Linked DNA regions of Homo sapiens: region 1 is linked to region 2. Evidence: chromatin contacts called from ENCODE Hi-C data. All regions are on one chromosome and are shown on one strand. The core of a region is the stretch at or near the end of the contact, and the rest is flanking DNA. Distances in the headings are between cores, read along the strand shown. Region 1 has its middle 73 kb from the start of GLS. Region 2 holds the start of OSGEPL1 (O-sialoglycoprotein endopeptidase like 1).

The links. A loop is a pair of places that touch in the nucleus more often than their neighbours do. Pooled maps may share reads with other maps.
Region 1: a loop to region 2 is called in a map of HCT116, with 4 times the contacts of the local background. The contact joins the enhancer-like site here to the promoter of OSGEPL1 in region 2. A Hi-C loop is called at or near these places in 2 of 168 maps with a recorded cell type or tissue (HCT116 and naive thymus-derived CD4-positive, alpha-beta T cell) and 7 of 50 pooled maps.

Annotation. Positions count from the first base shown.
Region 1 is chr2:190,804,733-190,811,552 of GRCh38, reverse strand. No RefSeq gene overlaps it. Among named protein-coding and RNA genes, the nearest start is that of GLS, 73 kb to the left of the region's middle. Within about 2 kb of position 1,577, at least 3 of the 41 ENCODE cell types and tissues checked have a DNase peak (open chromatin) inside an H3K27ac peak, as active enhancers do.
Region 2 is chr2:189,758,373-189,764,890 of GRCh38, reverse strand. It overlaps OSGEPL1 (O-sialoglycoprotein endopeptidase like 1), which reads left to right and starts at 2,099. Exons shown (of 9, transcript NM_022353.3): 1 at 2,099-2,206; 2 at 3,231-3,471. The coding sequence starts at 3,251. OSGEPL1-AS1 (OSGEPL1 antisense RNA 1) reads right to left here and starts at 2,111. Exons shown (of 2, transcript NR_102429.1): 1 at 1,899-2,111; 2 at 1-36. It also overlaps a transcript of ANKAR not described here and a transcript of ORMDL1 not described here. RefSeq lists enhancers at 1,424-2,170, 2,457-2,616.

The sequences.
Region 1 (6,820 bases), core at 328-2,827, 1.0 Mb before region 2:
GAAGCACAGGAGTCACATCACTTTCTCATTTAAGATTCACTTGCTCAAATCTTCTTTTGTCCAGTTCCACCCTACTTTTTCTAAAGCTGCATGATGCATCTGTAGGCACTCCTTTGTACCACTTACTATGTGTCAGACCTGGTATCTTGATTTGACCTCATTTTGCTTACAGCAACCATGTTTTTGTTTCTTGCAACAACCAAGTTTCTGTTTACTTACGGCAACCAAGTGATTTCTGTTGTTATCTCTATTTCATGGGTGAGGAAATCGAGCATTAGAGAGGGCAAATAAAGTACCCAAAGTTAGAGATTCGGCAAGTCTTTGGGTTCATAATATTTGAACCCAAGCCCTCTGATCCCATAGTCCACATTCTTAACCACTGTACCAGTGCTTCTCAAAGTATAGACCACTGACCGTCGGCACCAGGGTCACTGGGTGCCTGTTAAAGTGCAAATTCCTGGGTCCCATTTTCTATCTACTTACCTGATGAAAAGGGATCTGGTGAAAGAATATTCAAGGCAGAGAAAACAGCAACTGCTGAGGTGGGAATAAGCAAGGATCAGAAAAAGGGTGAGAGAGGCTGGAGCACAATGAGCCCAGGAGGGTGGTATGAGGTCCGGAGGCTTCGGATTTTGGATCTCTTTTCTTCTTTTCCTTTCCTTTTGCCTTTTGCCATTCCTTTTGCCTTTTGCCTTTCCTTTCCTTTCCTTTCCTTTCCTTTCCTTTCCTTTCCTTTCCTTTCCTTTCTCTCTTTTTCTTTCTTTTTTGAGAGGGTTGCACTGTGTCACCCAGGCGGAATGCAGTGACAATCACAGCTCACTGCAGCCTTGACTTCCTGGGCTCAAGCATTTCTCCCACTTCAGTCTCCCAAGTAGCTGGGACTACAAATGCATGCCACCACACCCGACTAACTTTTGTGTTAGGGGGTGGTCTCCCTGTGTTGCCCAGGCTGGTCTCAAACTCCTGGGCTCAAGCAATTCTCCCGCCTCAGCCCCCCAAAGTGCTGGGATTTTAATTTTTTATTTAGTTAGATGGGAAGCTCTTGGACAGTGGTAAGCAGGCGAGCGATAAGACCCACCTCACATTTGAACAGATGGCAGCTGTCACTAAAGAGTTGTAGAGTTGTGGAATTTTGGAGTTGTAGAGTTATAGAATTGTGGAGTTGTGAAGCTGTGAAGTTGTTGTAGGGAAGCAGCTGCCCAGCCAGCGCACTTCCTTGCATCTAGAGATGTCATAGATGAATTCTGGCCATTGGAAGGAGAGCAGAAGTGATTTATGGGTGACTTTTGGGCAGAGGTATTGAAGGAGCAGATATGCCTGCTTCATGTTCTCTCCGCCCTTCTACCAGCTGGGTGTTGATTCCATGTATTAAGATGACTGGGCTCTCCCTCTCCCAGCCTGGCATTGACAAGGAGTCCCCACATGAACTATTCCCTGAGCAATAAAAAATGGAACACAAAATGTGTATTATTCAAATGTGGGGATTTCCTTGTTACAGTAGCTACTATTACCTTAAATGATACATGACTCATGCTTTGCCAACATCATTTTGGCTGCTATGTGGAGGTGGAAGGGGGTGGCAGAGAGACCAAGGTAGAGGCTACTGCAGAAGTTCTAATGGGACTGGGGGCTGGCATAGATTACCTGGGTGGCACTAGAGTGGTGGAAACTGGAGATACTAGATATATTTTGGAAGAATTTTCCCCCAAACCAGCAAGATGTGCCATTAGATTAAATGGGGATGTGACAGGAGAGATAAATCAAAAGTGCAAGGTTTTCAGCTTGAACTCACTGAAAATACAGAGATGCCATTTTCTGAAGTGGGGACTGGAATATTTGAAATCTTCTCCTGCCTGCAGTTCTCTCACTCTGCAATTTGCCCTGAACAACCTCCTAGTTGTGGACCTTAGACCACATGATTCATCCCCTGAGGCCTCCTCCATACCCTACAGACCTCACGTGTACTTCACGTGTTCACGCTGAAAGAAAAATTTGTCCTACACTCTCTCGGCCTGAACAACTGACTACTTGATAAAATAAGATTTGTAAACATAAAAAAAAAAGCAATTATAACCTCAAATGGGTTTAAGTTGCTTTCCCATTCTTACCAGGCCAGAGCACAAATAGAGAAGGAATGTGTCTTTCGTGTTTGCAATTAGGAAGTGAAGGAGATGGTGCTAATCATAGAGTTTCTGTTAGTTCTGGGCTGACCTTGTTTGAAGTATGGTTGCAACACACTTTATGACCCTACCAGCTCAATGGAATTTTTGTTTATTGCTTCCTCTCCTCTCTGTGTCCTCTGACTGTGGGTCTACTCAGTATGACAGTCTCTCCAGGGCAGGATTGTGTCTGTTTACCTTGTTCTGCACTGGACTTCACTTACCATGGTGGCTGTGGCAGAGCTGGGTCATTAGGACTCTTTGGAAGATAATGCCCTGTGAAAGAGGAATGGGGTATAGGAAAAAAGAGGCAATGGGCATGAAAGATGTGAGAATGGATGGGAAAAAAAAGATATAATAATATAAAATAATGTCATATATGAAATAATATAAAAAATAAATTGAGTATTTGTTTTTCAGTTAACCAATGTCAGAATATATATTATTCTAAGACCCTCACTCTACTCTGTTGTCCTAGGAGCTCTGGAGGGAAGCATTAGATATGGCTCTTAACCTCAGGGGGCTTACAGTCCAATCAGGAGACCCAATGCAAATGGAACAATGAATCAAGATACTATCTAACAGGACTAGACCATGCCAGTAAGTGCTGTAGGAGTTTAAAGATGAAGTAGCTCTTTGAGGCTGCAGTAGTCTGTTGATGGTGCTTCTCTCAGGAGGTCCCAGGAGGGGTGACTGTTCTTTCTGGAACATGGTCATGGGAAAATCCCTCATACCTACTTTAAGCCAGTAAAAGAGAATGTCCAGAAAGGCCAGGTATTTGGAATTGGACCTAAGTGACAGGCTTCATATACAAATATGCATTGGTTTACGGACAATTGTATAGTTTTTTTCTTCACTGCCACCTAAACCATCATTATCAGCACTTGAGTCCTCTGTGACCATCACTGCTGTCCATGGGCAGTATGCACAAGTGGAACAAAGCCAACGCCTCAACTGTGAGACAGTTTGTCTCTTAGGGTTAGGGAAGATGAGGGCTAAGGGTGGAGGGAGAAGGTACAGCATGGCGAAGCTCATCATAGATCCCTTGGAACACTATTCCTACTGATTTGTTACTCCCTTTTCTCCCTCCATGCTTTGTCTTTCCCTGTTACACACACACTGTTATTCTTCATCTGTCCGCAGCCCAGTCATTGGAACTTGGATGTAAGTGGCTTCTACAACCAAGTGAGGCAGAGAAATGGGCAGCAGTGATGACTCTATAAAGACTTTTGTCCTTTCATTCATTCAAGGTGGTGTACAACCCAAAGATGAACACATGACCCTTGTCCTCAAGCAGCTCAATCTGTGAAAACTATCATATGAGTTAATGTGGTAACAGAAGCATGCGCACAAAGTACTCTGGAACAACAGGCAGGGACCATTTAGACCTGCTGCAGTGTGTGTGTCTGTGTCTGTTTATCTATGTATTATATGCAGGCAGATTGTGAAAAAAGACAAGTTTCACAGAGGAGATGATACATGATCTTTTCTAATTCACTGAAGCATACAGCTATCAAAGGCCTGAGGACTCTTGAAAGATGAGCAAAATTTCATCATGCAGAGAAGGGAAGTGTAAAGACAGGAAACAGCATGTGAAAGGCATTCTATTCTATTTAAATCTAGGAATACTGTCTTTAGGATGTTCTTGGCTGATTAAATCAGATGCATCATCATATTATACTATCATGATTTACCAATACTGGTTATTGCCTAGATTTTATCCATGGACTCTCCATTGGCATCATTAGTGATGAGAGCTGGAAGCTTGAGCACACCCTGCCATAAAGTTGTTTGTAACAGAAGACATAGTTTGTACTTTGTTTTCTCTGTTTCAGTTTTGGTTTCCACCTCTAATTTGATATATACCAGTTATTAATCTGGTTGATTTGCTACAAATGAAAAGTTTAAAAAATTAATGACAATCTATACAAAACTCACATAAAACCATTTGAGTCTCCCACTAGATGGCACAGGAAGAATATGGCATATCACCTAATTCTCAGGCTAGGCTAGATAGAAAATGTCTATTCCTATGATCACATGACTCTGACTACTTTCTCTTAAAAGTAAATATAAATAACATCTCTGTAATTTTATTTTTTCTTTAACAATAATTTATCTTAAAGTAGACAGAAAAATGCATGTGGTTTAAAATTCATAGTAAATAGGAGAATATTATAAAAGTTTCTTAAGGCCAGGTGCAGTGGCTCATGCCTGTAATCTCAGCACTTTGGGGGTCCGAGGCAGGCGGACCATGAGGTCAGGAGATTGAGACCATCCTGGGCAACATGGTGAAACCTTGTCTCTACTAAAACTACAAAAATTAGCTGGGCGTGGTATGCTCCTGTAGTCCCAGCTACTTGGGAGGCTGAGGGAGGAGAATCGCTTGAACCCGGGAGGTGGAGGTTGCAGTGAGCCGAGGTCGTGCCACTGCACTCCAGCCTGGCAACAGAGTGAGACTCTGTCTCAAAAAAAAAAGTTTCTCAAACCATTTTTAACAGATTAAAACAATTCTTTTTTTATCAAACTATTTTTTTCATTAATTCTTAGTAGTCAATAGTTCTGTTATTGTGACCCTGGAAGACAAGGCACTGTCATCTGTCTCCTACAGATTTTAGAGCAATTAAAAGTGAAGCAATCCATATTCATTGATTAAGAGGGAACTATCATGTAACCTGGGTAAGTCAGTCCATATCACTTTAAGAACGCTAAACAGTATTGCTCAAGGTTAAAAAAAAAAAAAAAGGAGAGAGAGAGAGATCTAACACCATTCTTTAACGCCTGGCCACTAAACTAATGACCATCAATGACAGAACCTGCTTAATCCCCATATAATTATCCAATATATTGAATCCTAATTTTTTTTGCTCTTCACCCCAACCTTGCCCAAGTGCCAGTGTAGCTCTACTTTAAGAATATCAATAGAATGTGATTTTTCACAAGCTGCCATAAGTAAATGGTGGTAAGCCAGAGTTATAATCTGAAAATGCAGCTAGTTTTTTGGGGGGCACATTAGGACTCAAACTTCCTAAAACTCCTACTCCTGAGTTACCTGGAGAAAAGCTACAGCAGATGGGCATCCAGTGCTTGGAAGGGCTGCTTGGTCCTCAATACAGGGCCCAGTAAATATATCTTTCAATTAAACTCCAACCTTTGATGTAACTGGTATCGTGGTGCCACAAGGATTCTGTTCAATATATATTTACTGAATACCTTCTTTGTGCAACACTCTGTGCTGGACCCTGGGCTAGCTTAAACAACCTGATTTGATTCATGGTGGGCAGCAGATAAGAAGGCAGAATTAGTTCACCCTCATAATGGTCTTTTACTGCAGCAATGGCCAATAAACCACCGAGTTTGCAACACCAGAACCCTAAGGGCACACTTAGCTTGAATCAGAGTGTCTCCTGGCAATCATAACTGATATTCAATCAGAGTTCCCACTGAGTATAGATGTACTACTTGACTCCATTCCAATAAGTGCAGCAAGCTGGAGCAGAAAAACTAATCTTTGCTGGGTCTCTCAACGCATGATTTTTCCTACATTGTGCAACCCTTATATGCCTTTCGTCATTCATTCCTATCAGAATCTCCTAGAGTGCTTATTTTAATGCAGATTCCCAGGCCCAATGTAGATCACTGTATCACATCTCTGTGATACAGGAGGCCATAGTGAAAACACAAATGAACCTGTTGCCAGCCATCCATGAGACCACCACGGATGCCCCACACATCGCCAGGGTGATTTGAGGGCCTCAAGATGTGAGTTCCTTAGCATGGTTGGGGGCCAGAGACGCCACAGTTTGAGCTTTGGCATTAATGTGCTCTTCCTTTCTGTTGCTTATCTTAGGTAGGAACCAGTTGACAAGTGTCCTCTCCCAGCACAAGGAACTGACTCTGGGCACTGAGTATAGATTTTACTTAAAAAAATGTACAATTTTACTTACAGAAAGTTACTCAGCTGGGATGTTTCACTTCATCATTAAGGTTTTCTTGTTTTCTTCCTTCCTTCCCTTCCTTCCTTCCTTCCGTCCTTCCTTCCTTCCTTCTTTCCTCCCCTCTCCCTCCCTCCCTCTCTCTTCTTTCTTTTTCTTTCTTTCTTTCTCTTTCCTTCTTCTTTTTCTTTCTTCTTTCCTTTCTTTCTTCCTTCCTCCCTCCCTCCCTGCTTGCTTGCTTTCTTTCTCTCTCTCTCTTTCTTTCTTTCTTTTTTTTGTAAGAAACAGGGGTCTCTCTCCCCAGGCTGGAGTGAAGTGGCACACAATCATAGCTCACTGTGGCCTCAAACTCCTGGACTCAAGAGATCTTCATGCAGTCTTCCCAGTAACTGGGATTACAGGCACGTGCTACTGCACCCAGCTTTCACCGTATAAGTTAATTGTTAACTTCACATAAGTTTTAATACCTGCAAAAATTATGTGACTCTTCCAGATTCCAATCTTTTCTAATTTGCTAAAGCATACAGCCATCAGAAGTCAACATGCAGAGAAGCACTAACACGGAGTCTCTGCATGTCTTGATAAATGTTGCTTTGATGCAGAATTCAGTTTGGGCAACTTGTGTAGAAGGATGGTCAGAAAGTAATTTTCTGTTTGTTGGGGTGTGTGTCTGTGTGTGTGTGTGTATGTATGTATGTATGTATGTATATGTATATGTGTATGTAA
Region 2 (6,518 bases), core at 850-3,349:
ACTGCACTCCAGCCTGGCAACAGAGTGAGACTCCATCTAAAAAAAAAAAGAAAGATTCTTATATGTTTTAATATATAATATGTATTAATAATAAAATTTTCCTCTGAAGGCTACAAATGGAAAGCTAGACACACAATATCTGAGACCAAATAAGCATATCTAGATTCAGCTGGAACTCTCGATTTATGTTGAACTTACATAGGCCATATTTTTTGAGAATGCCCATGAGTGGCATTCTAACTATCTGCATAAAAGTACAGACAGGCCTCAGAGAGCATACATGCCTTTCCCCCAATAACCCTCTCCTATGTTACAATAGAGAACATAAAAAATGTATATCTTTGCTAAATACATGGGACTTGTATAAGTGCCACTTTACATATATTCGGTCAAGGGAAAGATAAAATTCCATACTAATGTGCCCTAGAGTTCTCCTGTTTCACATAATAACAGCATTCGGACTCAACACTGGCCAAGAGTGCCTAGACGAGGAATCTACCAATGATAGCACACACAATAGGATCTTGCTTGTCTTGACAGCACAGAAGAGCATTGGGATATACTTGCTGAACATAATTGGAATTGTAAGAAAAATAATACCTGATGTGAAAGGTTTTATGTTCAAACTGGATTCCAGTGTATAACAGAAATAAGCTCTGACCTCTCTAACCGTATGACTAATTTTTCTTAACTTTTAGGTTTTAATTTTTCTTTTTTCCCTTGTTTAGGCCAACAGTGCACCCTAGAGAAAATGTGAGTTATTTTCTCTTCTAGCAGTTAAGAAAACAGACTCCAGTGCCAGATGTCCTGACTTCTAATCCTAGCTTTGCTTTTCCTAGTTGTGTGACCTCCAAAGCACCCAAACTCTGTGGCCCAGTTGCCTGTAAAATGAGGACAGAAACTATTTCATGGGATTTTGAAAGAAATTAATCTACAGCAGGTGCCTGGTACATAGTGCCACTTTATCATTATTGTTACACATAAATGAAATTTTTGAAAAACATAAGTTCCAAATAAAAAACCTCAACCATATTCTGGTAATTATTTACTTATTTATCTGTATCCACCTCTAGACTGTACTCTGTGGCTTCCCAACATGTTGTTATGGGATTTACTCATCTTTTATACCCAGAGCTTCACAACGTGCAAAGTGCAGGTATATATGCCAGCCCTGTACAACAGTGGATTCTAAGGTCCTTGCTTACTAAAATCTTAAATACCAGCAGGGGAAAAGCCTGACTCTTGGAATAAATCTGTCCAATGTTCAAAACAAAGTTCACAAACCAATAAAAGAAAAAAAAAAAAAAAAGCAGGTGCAAGACTTTGAAAACATACCATGCTGAATTTCATGTACATAGTAAGGAAGGACAACATAATGCATTATGAAAATAGGATGGTTTAAGGCAACTGAATATTTACCACAGCCTTTTTTTTTTTTTTTTTTTTTTTTTTGAGACAGAGTCTCGCTCTGTAGCTCAGGCTGGAGTGCAGTGGCGCGATCTCGGCTCACTGCTACCTCCGCCTCCCGGGTCCCAGTTCAAGCAGTTCTCCTGCCTCAGTCTCCCGATTTTTTTTTTTTTTAATTGTAAAAATAAGCCAGCCCCTTTCTTCCTAGTGAAGTGGGAGAAACGGTTTACACTGTCCGATGAGAAACACTTCCGTTCTTTGGTAACCCTGCTAGGGGGCGCCGCTAGATTCCATCCTATTTCTCCGATGAAAGTATCAGGTACCTCACCCCTAAGTTTAGATTTGATGATAGTTCCCTTAAAAATGAATGACGAATAATCTACCCCATCCTTTTCTCACAGTAGCAACCAAATTCCAGCCAAGGGCAAAAAAAAAATTTCTTTTTAATGTAGCTTAGTGTTTGGAACTTGATGTTGTGTAGTCAGACAAACCTGTATTCGGCCTCCGCTGGATCAGTCACTAGCTGTGTAATTTTACAGAACTCTCATCACCTGCAAATCTGGGGGAAATGCAGGTGCGCACAGAGAGCGTTTTGGGCAAAGACGGCCTTTAAGCTTTTCTTCACTAAGCATGCCGCTCGCTAGCGGAACAGCAGCCAGCTCTGGACGGGACCTTGCACAGTTCCGATGACATCACTTCCGGGCGCCAGGTTCGGGCTTTCTCCTGCAGCGATAAGGGCAGTCGACAGTCTTTAGTAGGGAAAGGAGACAAGTGCTAGCTACTGCCGCCCAAGTGGAAGGTGGGTGAAATTGCTCACTCTTCACCCCACTGACGCTTTTGCGCACCTGGAAAAGCGGTTCCAGTTTGCGCCCGTCGCCGCCTTACAGCCGACAGGAGACCAGCGCTACCCAAGTCACGTGGGTTCAGCCTGCAGCTTTCTTGGCCCGAAAGGGTAGTGCTTCGTACAATCCTCCTTGTCCAGATTTTGTTAATGCAAATCTAATTCCTCTAGGTTGTGTCTGTCTGGGCTGCACTGCCCGCAACTGCCTTCTGCAAATAGGTCGCTCATCTCTAATCCCTGGGATGCCGTGTCCCTTTAGTGTGGTGGAGAAAGGCCCTGCTTTAACACCCAGAAAGTTTTAGAACGGATGATCTGGGGGCATAAAATTAGGTGCTTCGCAGTGTGAAAATACTAGTGTGCTTTAGTGATGGGCTGCTATTATTTTGGGGGAAAAGGATTTGGGAAGATCCTTGTTATGACAAAACCTGTAGCAAAAAGTGGAGATTTAATTCCAAAGATTGCAATTAAGGATAAAATAGGTGTTAGGTTGCAGTTGGCGTGTGTGTGTTTATGTTAACTCTTGTTTTTGAACCAAATGATCCAGTTTTATTTTGAAAGATGTTTTTAGGAGATGGAATACATTAACAGTATTTTTATCTGTTCCATCTGCCTTTGTTGTTTGATTCTTTTTAGAAAATCCACATTTTGTCTTAATTTTAGCTGTCAAAAAATAAATAGCACTTTTCAGAGGACTCTATCAATTATTGTACTTTATATTAGCTGTCTTAATAGTAAGTCTTTTGGTAGGAACAGCATGCAAGTAATAATAATACTAAAAAATTTTATATCTGACCCCTGTTTTCCCCCTTGGAGAACATTATATTCATTCATAATATTATTTATATTCCCATGTTGCTATAGCCTTTACAAACTTTTGGTGACTTTTACAAACTTTCCTGTAATTCTGTAAAACTATATATTGAAAAATAAGCTGGCTAATGTCAGTTGCAAATAATAAGTTGTTTCTGTAATTCTTTTTCAGGAATTATCTATAGAGTAAGTATGCTAATCTTGACTAAGACTGCAGGAGTTTTTTTTAAACCATCAAAAAGGAAAGTTTATGAATTTTTAAGAAGTTTTAATTTTCATCCTGGAACACTATTTCTTCATAAAATAGTATTGGGAATTGAAACTAGTTGTGATGATACAGCAGCTGCTGTGGTGGATGAAACTGGAAATGTGTTGGGAGAAGCAATACATTCCCAAACTGAAGTTCATTTAAAGTAAGTAGACATTATCTTAGTCATTTCCACTTTTTTGGAAAAAGTAAAATCATTCTTTTGTATTTGTCATATATAAAAGTTTTCAGGAGCTACTGTCTTATTCCTTTTTGCAAACACTTTTAATAACTGCTATAGAAAACCTCAAACACTTCATCCTGGCTTTTAAGGGTCTTCACAATAAGGTCCCAACCTTAACTAATCCTGTTGCCAAAAGAAACTGAGCTCATTCCCAGCTTCCGTATTTATTGATTTTCCTTCAGTAATGCATTCCTTCTTTTCTCCACTTCTATGTTTCATGGTCTCAGCTGAAGTCCTAGGAAAACTGTTAGTCATTGAAAAAAAAAATCCTATTCATATTTATACATATAACTTGTATTAGTACTTAAATAATAATACACTGTTGTATTAAAGCATAGAATGGTGCAAGGATTATAAACTGTGATGTTTATAGAGGACTACCAGGCAGGTTACCTAAATAAATGGACAAGATAAAAAGTGGAAAATGTCTGGAGGAGGTCACTACTCAGCTCTAGCCAGTTGTCATGTGGGAATGCAGGACCTGTGTTATTAGATTATTATAATTTTCAAGGGAAAATGGAAATCCAGATTTTTTTTTTCTTTTTTTTTGGTGAGACAGAGTCTCACTCTGTCACCAGGCTGGAGTGCAGTGGCATGATCTCGGCTCACTGCAATCTCCGCCTCTCGAGTTCAAACGATTCCCCTGTCTCAGCCTCCCAAGTAGCTGGGATTACAGGCACGTGCCACCACGCCCAGCTGATTTTTTGCATTTTAGTAGAGACGGGGTTTCACCATGTTGGCCAGGATGGTCTCAATCTCCTGACCTCTTGATCCACCTACCTCGGCCTCCCAAAGTGCAGGGATTACAGGCGTGAGACACCGCGCCGGGCTGGAAATCCAGATTGTTAATGTATTTGCAGATTTTTTACATTAGTAGCTAATTTAGAATATATTAAAATACTCTTGGGAGGTGGGGGGCGCCCCCGCCCAGCAGCCGCCCCGTCTGGGAGGTGGGGGCGCCTCTGCCCGGCAGCCGCCCCGTCTTAGGGGTGGGGGCCCCTCCGCCTGGCCGCCACCTCTGGGAAGTGAGGAGCCCCTCTGCCCGGCTGCCACCCCGTCTGGGAGGTGTACCCAACAGTTCATTGAGAACGGGCCATGATGACAATGGCGGTTTTGTCGAATAGAAAAGGGGGAAATGTGGGGAAAAGAAAGAGAGATCAGATTGTTAATATGTCTGTGTAGAAAGAAGTAGACATAGGAGACTCCATTTTGTTCTATACTAAGAAAAATCCTTCTGCCTTGGGATGCTGTTGATCTATAACCTTACCCCCAACCCCGTGCTCTCTGAAACATGTGCTGTGTCAACTCAGGGTTAAATGGATTAAGGGCGGTGCAAGATGTGCTTTGTTAGACAGATGCTTGAAGGCAGCATACTCGTTAAGAGTCATCACCACTCCCTAATCTCAAGTACCCAGGGACATAAACACTGCAGAAGGCCGCAGAGTCCTCTGCCTAGGAAAACCAGAGACCTTTGTTCACATGTTTATCTGCTGACCTTCTCTCCACTATTGTCCTATGGCCCTGCCAAATCCCCCTCTCCGAGAAACACCCAAGAATGATCAATAAATACTAAAAAAATAAATAAATAAATAAATAAGAATAAAATACTCTACAGATGAGTATACCTTTAAGCTATCAATTTACAACATCTGAATAGTGAAAAAGCCTGGTATTTTGGAATCACAGTCCTGTATTTGAATCCTGAATTAAGCACTTGGTATTGGCTCTGTAACTGTAGGCAAGTTCCATATCCTCTCTGATTCTGTTTTCACATCAGTAAAATAGGAAAATTGGCTGGGCGCTGTGGCTCACGCCTGTAATCGCATCACTTTGGGAGGCCGAGGCAAGTGGACCATGAGGTCAGGAGATTGAGACCATCCTGGCTAACATGGTGAAACCCCATCTCTACTAAAAATACAAAAAAAATTAGCCAGGCGTGGTGGCGGACGCCTGTAGTCGCAGCTACTTGGGAGGCTGAGGCAGGAGAATGGCGTGAACCCGGGAGGCGGAGCTTGCAGTGAGCAGAGATCGCGCCATTGGACTCCAGCCCGGGCGACAGAGTGAGAGTCTGTCTCAAAAAAAAAAAAAGGAAAATTAACATCTGCCTCATAGAATTACGGGAGGGTGGCATTAGAAATAATGTATGTAAAGAGGCAGATTGAGCCTCAAACAATAACTATGTGAAAGGGACTGTGTTGGATATTAGTAAGGCACTGTGAAGTACTGCAAAGTCCTTGGTTTAAGGAAGCTTAACTTGATTATGGAGACATGATGTCTAGACCTACAAGGAGAATTAATAGTGCAAGGCAGCATAGCATAAGGAAAAACAAGTGGTGCAGACAGTAACTATTATTACCGTGCCTCAGCTTCACAGTCCTTTCAGTTTTTCCTGAGTGCACTGAACTTTTGAACATGTAAAAGTTAATGGCACAGAAAGGACTACCCTGACCACTTTATCTAAATTAGGTACTCCCATCCTATTTATTCTGTATCATCATACCCTGCATATTTTCTTTGTAATACTTTCACAATTTATACATTTGCTTGTGTATGTATAATCTCTCTCAGTAGAGTCTAAGTGCCAAGGTGACAGGGGCCATGTCTATATTAATCACTATGCTATGCCTAGTGCCTAACACAATGTTTGACACATCACAGGTGTTCAGTGGCCTTTCGTTAGGCCTTCAGTGAATGGAGATGGAAAGAATATTATAACCTGTGTTAGTTCATTCTTGCACTGCTATAACGAAATACCTGAGACTGGGTAATTTATAAAGAAAAGAGGTTTAATTGGTTCGTGTTTCCACAGGCTGTGTAGGAAGCGTGGCAGCATCTGCTTCTGGGGAGGCCCAGGGAGCTTTTACTCATGGCGGAAGGCAAATTGGGAGTAGGCGTCTTACATGGCAGGAGCAGGACCGAGAGAGGGGGGGTGAGGTGCTACACACTTTTTTTTTTCTTTTGAGATGGAG